Linked DNA regions of Homo sapiens: region 2 is linked to region 1. Evidence: read pairs that join two places in POLR2A ChIA-PET (ENCODE). Cell type or tissue: K562. All regions are shown on one strand. Links, peaks and the distances in the headings refer to the core of each region. The heading gives the core; the rest is flanking DNA. Region 1 holds the start of THEM5 (thioesterase superfamily member 5). Region 2 overlaps ZNF687 (zinc finger protein 687).

What was found. ChIA-PET counts read pairs that join two places held together with the same protein. Peaks named below come from ENCODE experiments on the same cell type or tissue, not always from the same donor. Only the 100,000 strongest peaks of a DNase experiment are listed, where the experiment ranks them.
Region 2: POLR2A ChIA-PET joins it to region 1 with 5 read pairs; 1 of 35 experiments calls an interaction of 5 or more read pairs at or near these places.

The regions. Positions count from the first base shown.
Region 1 is chr1:151,850,615-151,855,980 of GRCh38, reverse strand. It overlaps THEM5 (thioesterase superfamily member 5), which reads left to right and starts at 2,269. Exons shown (of 6, transcript NM_182578.4): 1 at 2,269-2,538; 2 at 3,522-3,723; 3 at 4,790-4,928. The coding sequence starts at 2,416. C2CD4D-AS1 (C2CD4D and THEM5 antisense RNA 1) reads right to left here. Exons shown (of 4, transcript NR_152846.1): 4 at 4,446-5,366. In K562, for the core only: a CTCF peak has its summit at 2,233; a DNase peak (open chromatin) is centred at 2,240; H3K27me3 peaks cover 3,091 bases.
Region 2 is chr1:151,290,719-151,296,084 of GRCh38, reverse strand. It overlaps ZNF687 (zinc finger protein 687), which reads right to left. Exons shown (of 9, transcript NM_020832.3): 9 at 3,909-5,366. The coding sequence ends at 4,876. It overlaps PI4KB (phosphatidylinositol 4-kinase beta), which reads left to right. Exons shown (of 12, transcript NM_001369623.2): 10 at 1,544-1,676; 11 at 1,947-2,067; 12 at 3,052-4,281. The coding sequence ends at 3,233. Among named protein-coding and RNA genes, the nearest start is that of ZNF687, 11 kb to the right of the region's middle. RefSeq lists enhancers at 1-562, 563-1,547, 1,548-2,531, 5,128-5,366 and a silencer at 738-1,032. In K562, for the core only: no CTCF peak of the experiment used is centred there; a DNase peak (open chromatin) is centred at 3,444.

The DNA.
Region 1 (5,366 bases), core at 87-5,086:
CTTGCTAGGCAGAGAAAAACTTGCTCTTCCTTTCTTTTTAACCTTTGCCTTGCCACATTCTGGGCCTTGGCTTTTACTTCTCAGACTAGGTCACTATGACCTTCTTATAGCCTTGTCTGTTACTTTTCTTGGAGTGAATGAATGTAGTACTTACTATCTTTTTTTAATTTCTGCCTCACAGCAACGGCTGCGGCCCAGGGCTGAAAATGAGTGCTGCCAGATATTCTCACTTATCTGGGGATGGCAACCAACTCAAATATCTTTGCTTAGACCCAGAGGCTGAATCAACCAAAAAAACTTCCAGCTGGGCGTGGTGCCTCATGCCTGTAATCCCAGCACTTTGGGACGCTGAGGCAGGCAGATCAGCCAAGGCCAGGAGTTTGAGACCAGCCTGGCCAACATGATGAAACCCCGTCTCTACTAAAAATATAAAAACTAGCCGGGCGTAGTAGCAAGCGCCTGTAATCCCAGCTACTTGGGAGGCTGAGGCAGGAGAATTGCTTGAGCCTGGGAGGCAGAGGTTGCAGTGAGCCGAGATGGTGCCACTGCACTCCTGGGCAATAAGAGTGAGACTCTGACAAAATAACAACAACAAAAAAAAATGGTTCCCCCAGTCCTTGAGGAAGTTTAATTCAAACCTTTGCAGGAGGTGAGGGGAAATATTTATATTCTAGTCTTCTTCTAGGGCAACCAAATACAGAGGGTGAACCAAATCTTTTAAATTTCCGCATTAAATCAGTTTCATCTTTTGGAACCTGCCAAAATGTCATAATCATCACAACTATTATTATCGTCATCATCACTGTTATGATTCCACCTTTGCACAGTTCTGATTTTTTTTTTTTTAAGACAAGGTCTCACTCGGCCTCCCAAAATGCTGAGATTACAGCCTTGAGCCACTGCGCGAGGACTGATCTTTAGAACATGCTTTTATTTTAGTCAATTTAAAACTGAGACTTTTAATTGAAAATTGGCAGTTTAAATTCAATAGAAGACACACCACCACCAAATCCCACTGCCTTGCAGATGTTGGCTGAGTGTCCCTTCCCACTCAACAAAGCCTCACTGCCGCGCCCACCTCACTCCCAGCACTGCCTGCTGACATGAGCCACTCCCTGGGCACGGGGTTCCCAAAACATGAGAGTATCCCTGCCAAGCTGTTTCCTCCCAAATTATTTTCTGCCCTCCCTGTCAAGCCCTCCCCCACCTCCAACTCCTATCCCCAGCCAGAGACCAGCAGGTGAAACTCTCCTGTGCTAACCCTTGTCCGGGATATAAGAAGAGGTGTTGGCCGGGTGCGGTGGCTCACGCCTGTAATCCCAGCACTTTGGGAGGTCACCTGAGGTCAGGAGTTCAAGACCAGCCTGGCTAACATGGCAAAACCCCATCTCTACTAAAAAAAATATACAAAATTTAGCTGGGTGTGGTGGTGTGTGTCTGTAATCCCAGCTACTCAGGAGGCTGAGGCAGGAGAATCACTTGAACCCAGGAGGCGGAGGTTGCAGTGAGCCGAGATCACGCCATTGCACACCAGCCTGGGCGACAAGATTGAAACTCCGTCTCACCAAAAAAAAAAAAAAAAAAAAAAAAGAGGTGTCTAAGGCTGTGAGTTGGTTTTCTTTTTTTTTATTTTTTTATTTTTATTTTTTTGAGACGGAGTCTCGCTCAGTCGCCCAGGCTGGAGTGCGGTGGCTAGATCTCAGCTCACTGCAAGCTCCACCTCCCAGGTTCACGCCATTCTCCTGCCTCAGCCCCCTGCGTAGCTGGGACTACCGGCACCCGCCACCACGCCCGGCTAATTTTTTGTATTTTTTTTAGTAGAGACGGGGTTTCACCGTGTTAGCCAGGATGGTCTCGATCTCCTAACCTCGTAATCCGCCGCCTCGGCCTCCCAAAGTGCTGGGATTACAGGCGTGAGCCACCGCACCCGGCCTGTGAGTTGGTTTTCTGAGTCACAAAATCATACCAGAGTTTTCAGAGTCCGGTATACACTGCAGAGCACATACCAAGAACACTCCACCAGCACCCTCCAATCAAGGGACAGGCTTCCCTTATCCTTCTGGAAATATTCTTGGATTCTCCCTCAGAACCCCCAGGCAGCTCTCCAAGGCTCTATATACCCCATACTATTTGTTTATGTACTTGTTTACTCCTTTTGCAACTCAAGCCAGTCCTGCTGCCTTTTCATGCCCAAGCAGCATCTGTCCCTCCCCAAGCACTGGGTGGGGCTCCTAGACCAGCTAAAGGCGCCGAGCATCTGTGGGTGTTGCAGCACACCAGCCCAGCCTCGCCTAGCTCTCTGAAAGAAAGCCTGCAACAGAAGGGAGAGAAGCGGCCCCAAGTGCAGCTGAAAGCACTCCTTGGGAGTCAGCCAAGACCCTCCATCCAAGCAGGGCTGGATCCTTGCACTTGGCCATGATAAGGAGATGCTTCCAGGTGGCAGCAAGACTTGGCCACCACAGAGGCCTTCTTGAGGCCCCCCGTATCCTGCCCAGACTCAACCCTGCCTCAGCATTTGGATCCTCCACAGACTCCATGGTGAGTTCCCAGCTCAGCCAGATGGGCAGTGTTTTCCCAGGAGCCTAGGGCTTAAGGAGCACCCCAAATCTCCTCTTCCCAGCCCATGGCCAGGGCAGGTGGGCAGTGTTCGGAGGAGCTATTTGATTTGGCAAAGAGAAAGTGCTCTGGGATACCAAGTTGCCCCCATTCAAAACTAAAACTACCAGGAGACCTGCATCTGGCTCTGTGTCTTGTGTGGCCACCAACAAATGACTTTCCTCCTGTGGGACTCAGACTACTGCAGCAAAGCTGGGGTATCCCCAGACAGAGGACCCCATCTGTGGCATTGGCAAGCAGCTCACATGCTGTCTACAGTTGTGACTGGTGTATGAGCAGGTGACGCTACAGAGGACTTCCTTACGTCACACAGATGGGCACATAGTCTGTGCCCCAGCCATGGCACCACACCTCTGTGGGGGCCCAAATGTGTTTCAAAGGAGCCACCCTGCCCAGGCAGGCCCACAGCAGTGGGCAGAGCTGGAGTAGCCCCTGAGGTGGGGGTTGCTAGAATGGTCCTCAACAACTGTGACCCTGCCCTGCAGAGGAGACAGCATCTAGTGCGACCACCAGCTCTCACAGTCACATGCTTGGCAACCTTGGCCGTATTCCCTCAGTTTCCCCATCTGTACAGTGAGGCTAATATGAGCAGTTGTCAACTTTAAAGAACTGCTCACATGTTTTAAGCAGAACAAGGGTAAGGCACCACATCGAGCAGCATGCCCATCATCTCTGGCCCCACTCCCTGCCCGCCCTTCCCTTGCTCTTTAGCATCCTTATGCCCCGTCACCCATAGGGGTCCGCAGCCCCCCTGCAAGGAATATGGGCCCTTTCCCTTGGATCGATACTCTGGCAGAAGGGATTGAGAAGCCCCAGCACCCAGGAACAGCTGTTTAGAGGTCCCGAGCCCAGGCAGCAGCCCCCCTCCAGGATGCTGTCTAGTCATTCTGATTTTTCCTGCCCAGTTCTCAAGATTCTTGCCAGAGAAGACAGACTTGAAGGATTATGCTCTTCCCAATGCCAGCTGGTGTTCGGACATGCTGAGCCTGTACCAAGAATTTCTGGAGAAGACTAAGTCTAGCGGCTGGATCAAGCTGCCCTCCTTCAAGTCCAACAGAGACCACATCCGGGGACTCAAGCTCCCATCTGGACTGGCAGTTTCCTCAGGTAAGGACAGGACCATGAGTACACACACCCCAGCCGCCCTTCCCTGTGTTCTAAGACTGAGAAGCAACTTCACAGACCGCCTTCCAGTTCTCAGCGAGTTCTTCCTGCTGTCCAACTCCACCCCTGATGCTGCAGCCCCAGGCAACAGGCGGCGGGTGTCCTCTCAGGTCTCCAGCTCCCCTCCTCCCATCTGAAGCAGCACACCCTGGTGGGCCCACCTTCGCTCCCAGCCAAGCATGTCCCCACTGGAGGACAGCCAGCCCAGCTCCTGCCCCGACTTCTCACTGACTGCCCCTCCCTAACTATCAAGCCTCATCCCAAGCCTTCCGCCCCAACCCCATGAAAGCCCTTGGACCCCACACCCCTTCCACTGAGGCCCTGCACATCATCCCTGCTGTGCGGGGTCTGGAGCAGCACTCCTGAAACACCTAATGATCCTAATGGATCCTAATGATAGAGCTTCCACCTTCTTGTGTGTGTGTGTGCACTCGTGTGTGCACGCATGTGTATCTCCCTGTCTCTCTCACTCATATATGTTGTCTTCCTGCCTAGTGATGAAGGAGTGGTACAGGGGACAGACTACCCTTGGGTTTATGGCACAAACAAAGCAGGAATACCAACATAATTTTTTTTCAAAGAATTTGATACTTCCAAAAAAGGATGTAGTAGTGGTAGCTGTCTTGGAAAAAAAAAATCAGAACTTTGATGGACTTTTCTGCTCTTATTTTACTGTTTACTATTATTCTTTTGAATTATATGTGAGTTACATGAGTAATTACATTTTCAATTTTCAATGCTTATGGTCTCTTAAAGTCTTGCCCTGGCCCTGATCCTATCTCCATTCTCAGCCAGGGCACTTCCTGCATGTTTCTGCCCTAGACAGAAAGGCTCTGTGAGGACAGCAACTGTGCCTCTGCTCCCAGAGGGAAGGCTCCCTGGGGGTGGACCTGGTGTCCTCTGGTTTTCTCTCCTTAATCTTGTACCAGAGGCAAGACTCAACCAAATGGTGCTGCATCCTGACCATACCCTCCCTTCTCCGGCTGCAACACTGCCTATCTCTCCCCAGACAAAGGTGACTGTCGCATCTTCACCAGGTGCATCCAAGTGGAAGGACAAGGCTTTGAGTATGTCATCTTTTTCCAGCCAACCCAGAAGAAGTCGGTCTGTCTTTTCCAACCAGGCTCCTACCTGGAGGGGCCCCCAGGGTAAGGTCACTGGTAGGACCTTGGCTGCCTCCTGGGCTTGGCTCAGCAGGGCAGGTTCAGCACCCACCAGGCTGGCCCTGGAGTCTCTATCTTTCTCTAAGGGGTGAGGAAGGGAGTGTGGGGCACTAGGCTTCAGCCTCACAATACCAGGCCTGGAAGGACACACAGGGTTATCTGGCCTAATCCCCAGTGTGCAGATATGGGCTTCTCATCAAAGTCTCAAAATTTTCTGGACAAAAGACCTGAGAGGCCACTTTGAGAAGAATGTGGTACACTTGGAAGAGGGCAAGATCCGGAATCTAGACTCTGACTTGGTGTCCTGCCTGGCTGCTGCTGGCTGTGGGACTCTGAGCAAGCAATTGACCCCTGGTCTTTAGTCTTCTTACCTGAAACCTGGGGCAATAATATCTACCTGCCAGGGTGACCAGAGATATGATA
Region 2 (5,366 bases), core at 367-5,366, 560 kb after region 1:
TAGTAGAGACGGGGTTTCACCATCTTGGCCAGGCTGGTCTCAAACTCCTGACCTCAGGTGATCCTCCTGCCTCAGCCTCCCAAAGTGCTGGGATTACAGGCGTGAGCCACTGCATCCGGCCGAGAATGCAATTATTTATAAGGAATTTGATTGCAAGCTTCAGACTATCTCAAAGTGTCAGGATTTTGAACTCAGGGCCCAGGGAGCCTAGAGCTCAGTCCTGGGATTGAGTAAATGGGTGGCAGGGAAGCTGGCACTAGTCAGGCCCCAGGGCTTTCCTTTAGGGAATTAGTATGTTTGGAAGATGAGAGTCCATCCTCTAAAAAAGAAGGGATAGAGGAGGGCAGGTAGCTGATAAGCCGTTCATAGTACCTCAAAAAAGAATAGATATAGTCGAGCCATGAATGGAATCAACCAATGGAAAGAAGTGGCAACAATGAATGAGGCCCCATACTGGAGTCAGGTTTTAGGATCTCTTTAACTGCTTCAAAAGTAGTCCTAAGCAGCTTTCCAGCTGGAGCTAACTCTGGTAGTGAAAAGAGAGGCTATGGCACCTTGGGCAAGTAAATCACTTCCTCTCTCAGGGCCTCTGTTTTCTTCACCTGTAAAATGTGAGGTTGAACCATGACAACTCCTAGAACCATTCTGGCTCACAAGATTGTGCCTGGATTGCTAAATCTTTAGTGTTTTCCCTGAGTGGGGAAGAACTCAGGTTGGACTAGGTTCTCCTTTTGTCCCTCCTCTTTTGGCCAAACCAACCCCAGAGAAGGTGGCCCTCAGACCATCAGCTCTTAGCCTAACAAAGCCTCTATTGACACTGAGTAGGCCAGTTATGCTGAATAGGCCAGGCCTCACATGCTTAGCATGTTAATTGTTCCTTCTGCTACTGGCCATTCATGTGGGAATCACAAAGACCTGGGATTTATCTCCCTTTAACTCTTCTACAGCTGCCCTGTAGTACTGCCTCATCCTGAGACTTTTTAAGTAAGTGATTTAAAACTTACCCCTTGAAGCCCCCACGCTATTTTACATTTCAGCTCCACTCAGCCTGCTTGCTTCTGTTGTTGTTCCCTTCCAGTGAGGCCTCTGATCTGCAGTGGGCTGACAGGAGTTACAAATAACCCACAGGTAAACAGGCTCAGAATAGAGCCTCCCCTGAGTAGAGCGCTTGGCCTCTGTGACAGCTGGCTGGAGCCTCAGAGGCCCTCTTTCCTTGCTTCTGGATTCTCTACTAGATTGGGATAGTTTGGGTGCCAGAAGTGCAATTTCTGGGAAATTGGGAGAATCTTAAACTATTTTTATTAAATTATTAATAGCAATTTCAGACCCCATAGCCTTTGTTAGCAGTTTTCTGATTTCCTTTCTTTCCACTGATAGCTTTAGGTCCTAGGAAACTGGACAGGAGATTGGAGTTACGGGCAGCAGGAAACATGGCAGGGGACCCCCCTCCCTGGTGTCATGTGGCCAGTGTATTGCTGCTTAAGGTTCCAGCCTCAGTCAGACTGACTACTGCCTCTTCCTCTCCTCTATTCCCCCTCCTCAGACACAATGGGAATATCCTTTTGGACGCAGAAGGCCACATCATCCACATCGACTTTGGCTTCATCCTCTCCAGCTCACCCCGAAATCTGGGCTTTGAGACGTCAGCCTTTAAGCTGACCACAGAGTTTGTGGATGTGAGTCAAGAAGGAGAGGTGCCTCTCGGGGGTCATTGTATTCTTTCTCTGTCATGGGAGAGGGAGCTGATGGGCTCCCTGCAAATTAGGGATGAACAGAACAGGCAGTAATTAGGGGTGAGGCAGGAGTTCCTGGGAGCTTCCTGCCCAATAAGGAAGGGGGAAATAACAGGGCCCCAAGAGGAGGAGGAGTTCTGGTAGGCCAGTCAGGACAGGGACCATCCCCGGTGTAAGACCCCTTGTGCACACAACGCTCTCTTCCCTTTCCAGGTGATGGGCGGCCTGGATGGCGACATGTTCAACTACTATAAGATGCTGATGCTGCAAGGGCTGATTGCCGCTCGGAAACACATGGACAAGGTGGTGCAGATCGTGGAGATCATGCAGCAAGGTGGGGCTGGGGTGAGGTCAGGTGCTATAGTGCCTCAGGCTTCCCCTTTAAGTCGGAGCCCTGGAGCATAAGAAAGCTGATCCCACGAGACTCGGTTGAGGGAGGGGGGTTCCCAGAGAGTTTCTAGCTCTGGTCCAGTGCCTTGTTTCTCCTTTAGGACATTCCTCCTGACCCTGGTAAGGCTAAGTCCAGAAGGCTGGGGAAGGGGATAGCAGCACCTGCCTCCTTGGCATCTTTAGGGAGAAAACAGGCCCATTTACAGCCTCCTGGTCCCTTCTCACCTCCCCACCCCTGTCCAGCTCTGAGTTTCTCAGTCTCCTTCCATCTGTCTTCTCCATTCCACTATGACCTCTGATTGCCCTGTCCTCTGCCACCCTTCAGCTCTGAGAAGTATTTCCCCTCTCATCATTATCTCCTTCCACTACAGTCTTGCCATCTACAGTCTTTTGCCCAGGACCCCCTTCTGTCCTCATCCCCCTCCTCAAGGCTCCAGGTGTATACCAGGTCTGAACTGCCAGTCTCCCCCTCCTCCCCATTCCTGCCCCTACCCCACAGGTTGTCGCCGTTGCTCAGGATCATCCCCATCTGGCCCCATGATGACGGTGGCCCAGGTCATCTGTGAGTGTCAGACGTAGCATAGGCAGAGGTCTGCAACCAGATAAGTGCCCAGCTCAGGGCCCACTCCCTCCAGCCTCCTCCCAGCCTGCCCTCTGGGCCCCTCCACCCTTACTGAGGGAGATGTGGTGTTGGTCCCCTTCCTTCCTCTGCCCACATGCCCTCACCTACAGAAGGGCTTAGGCGTGGGGTGATGAGGGGTTCCTGCCGGTTCCTTCTCTCTGCCCAAGCAGAACTGCACCCACATCATCAAGGACCTGAGGTGGGAGGAAAAGGGCACTTCAGATGCCCCAGCTCTGTATTTGCTATGGCTGACACCACTGCCCCTCCCGTCCATCCATGACCCTGAACTCCGACTGCTTCCCCCAGGTTCTCAGCTTCCTTGCTTCCATGGCTCCAGCACCATTCGAAACCTCAAAGAGAGGTTCCACATGAGCATGACTGAGGAGCAGCTGCAGCTGCTGGTGGAGCAGATGGTGGATGGCAGTATGCGGTCTATCACCACCAAACTCTATGACGGCTTCCAGTACCTCACCAACGGCATCATGTGACACGCTCCTCAGCCCAGGAGTGGTGGGGGGTCCAGGGCACCCTCCCTAGAGGGCCCTTGTCTGAGAAACCCCAAACCAGGAAACCCCACCTACCCAACCATCCACCCAAGGGAAATGGAAGGCAAGAAACACGAAGGATCATGTGGTAACTGCGAGAGCTTGCTGAGGGGTGGGAGAGCCAGCTGTGGGGTCCAGACTTGTTGGGGCTTCCCTGCCCCTCCTGGTCTGTGTCAGTATTACCACCAGACTGACTCCAGGACTCACTGCCCTCCAGAAAACAGAGGTGACAAATGTGAGGGACACTGGGGCCTTTCTTCTCCTTGTAGGGGTCTCTCAGAGGTTCTTTCCACAGGCCATCCTCTTATTCCGTTCTGGGGCCCAGGAAGTGGGGAAGAGTAGGTTCTCGGTACTTAGGACTTGATCCTGTGGTTGGCCACTGGCCATGCTGCTGCCCAGCTCTACCCCTCCCAGGGACCTACCCCTCCCAGGGACCGACCCCTGGCCCAAGCTCCCCTTGCTGGCGGGCGCTGCGTGGGCCCTGCACTTGCTGAGGTTCCCCATCATGGGCAAGGAAGGGAATTCCCACAGCCCTCCAGTGTACTGAGGGTACTGGCCTAGCCATGTGGAATTCCCTACCCTGACTCCTTCCCCAAACCCAGGGAAAAGAGCTCTCAATTTTTTATTTTTAATTTTTGTTTGAAATAAAGTCCTTAGTTAGCCACTTGTGTCATTTCCAGGTTTTCTGGGGGAGTGCAGGGGGAGATGGGTGATGAGGTATGAACGGATGCCTCAGTGTCCAAGATACAAAAGGCACTACATAGAAGTTTGCTTTTTCCCTGCCTGTCTTGGTCACTACCACCTCTTCCCTGAGAAGGGCGGGCCTTCCATGTTCTCTCACCCGCTTCAACTCCACATTGTCCAAGTCACAGAAAAAGAGAGGCCTGAATGGAGATTCGACCACAAACAGTTTTAATGGTCTGGTTTTCTCCCTAGTTCCCCAACTGTTTGTTAGTATTATTATTACTACAAGAATAAAGGATTCCTGAGAGCCTGTCCCCTCCTCTCCTGTGGCCCCCTTGACAGGACTCATCCCTACCAACCCCCCACCCCCCCGCCCCGGATTTCTGGGGAAAAAAAGAAGTGAAAGGCACTGCAGGGGTAGGGGGCTTGAGTGCCAGTGAGTTGGGGTTGGGCGGGGGCGGGGGCGGGGGTGGGCACTAGGGCAGGGCCCGGCCTAGAGGAGGAAAGTTCCAGTCCATGCCTGAAGGAATTGTGGAGAGGTGTGTCCATCCATGACACCCCCATCAGTCCTTCCCTGAACCTGTCTAGCAGGCATACCTAAGTCCCATCCTCCCACCCCCAGGCCCACACTGGGGGTTCTGCAGCAGGAGCATAAAATTAATTAGTGTTGGGCTCAGAAAGGAGGAATGGAGGGTCCACTCTACTAGGACTCCAGGGCCAAACCCAAAGGGAGGTTGCAAATAACTAGAATAATCCTCAAATGCTCTTCTTCTTCAGGTTGGAGAGACAGGAATTAACAAAATATTAATGTTAATGAAAACTCCCCAGCCGAGGGATCAGGCAGCAGTAGGGAAAACCAGGCTCCAAGAGGAAGGGGCTGGTCAGTCCCAGGCCTTGGAGACTAGTTGTCCCCAACAGCCCCCTGCCGAGCCCTGATGAACGCCATGCCATGCGTGCGGAAGTGGGTCTTGAGGTTTAGAGGGCTGTCGCAGCTCTTGCCACAGACCTTACAGGTCAGTGGGCCTCCAGAAGCAGGCAGGGGTGAGTCTCCACCATCGGGGTCAGACCTTGATGGAGGGGCCTCTTCCTCCCCATCCCCCAGCCCCAGGGCACTGGCTTTACCCACACCCCGTCTCTTCTTGTGGCTGATGAAACGGTGTCGGCTCAGGGAGCCAGGGGAGGCAAAGCACAAGCCACAGTCGAGGCACTGCTGGGCACCATCCTCCACCCTCAACCCCATCATGAGGCTCTGTTCTGTGGAGCTGCTGCTCCGGTAGCGCAGAGGGCCATGGCCTCCAGATCCAGGTCCGCCCCTGGGGGACTTGGCTGGCGGTGTCGTGCTGTCAGGCTCCTCACTGCAAGAGTCAGAAGACTGGCGGCGTTTCCGACCTG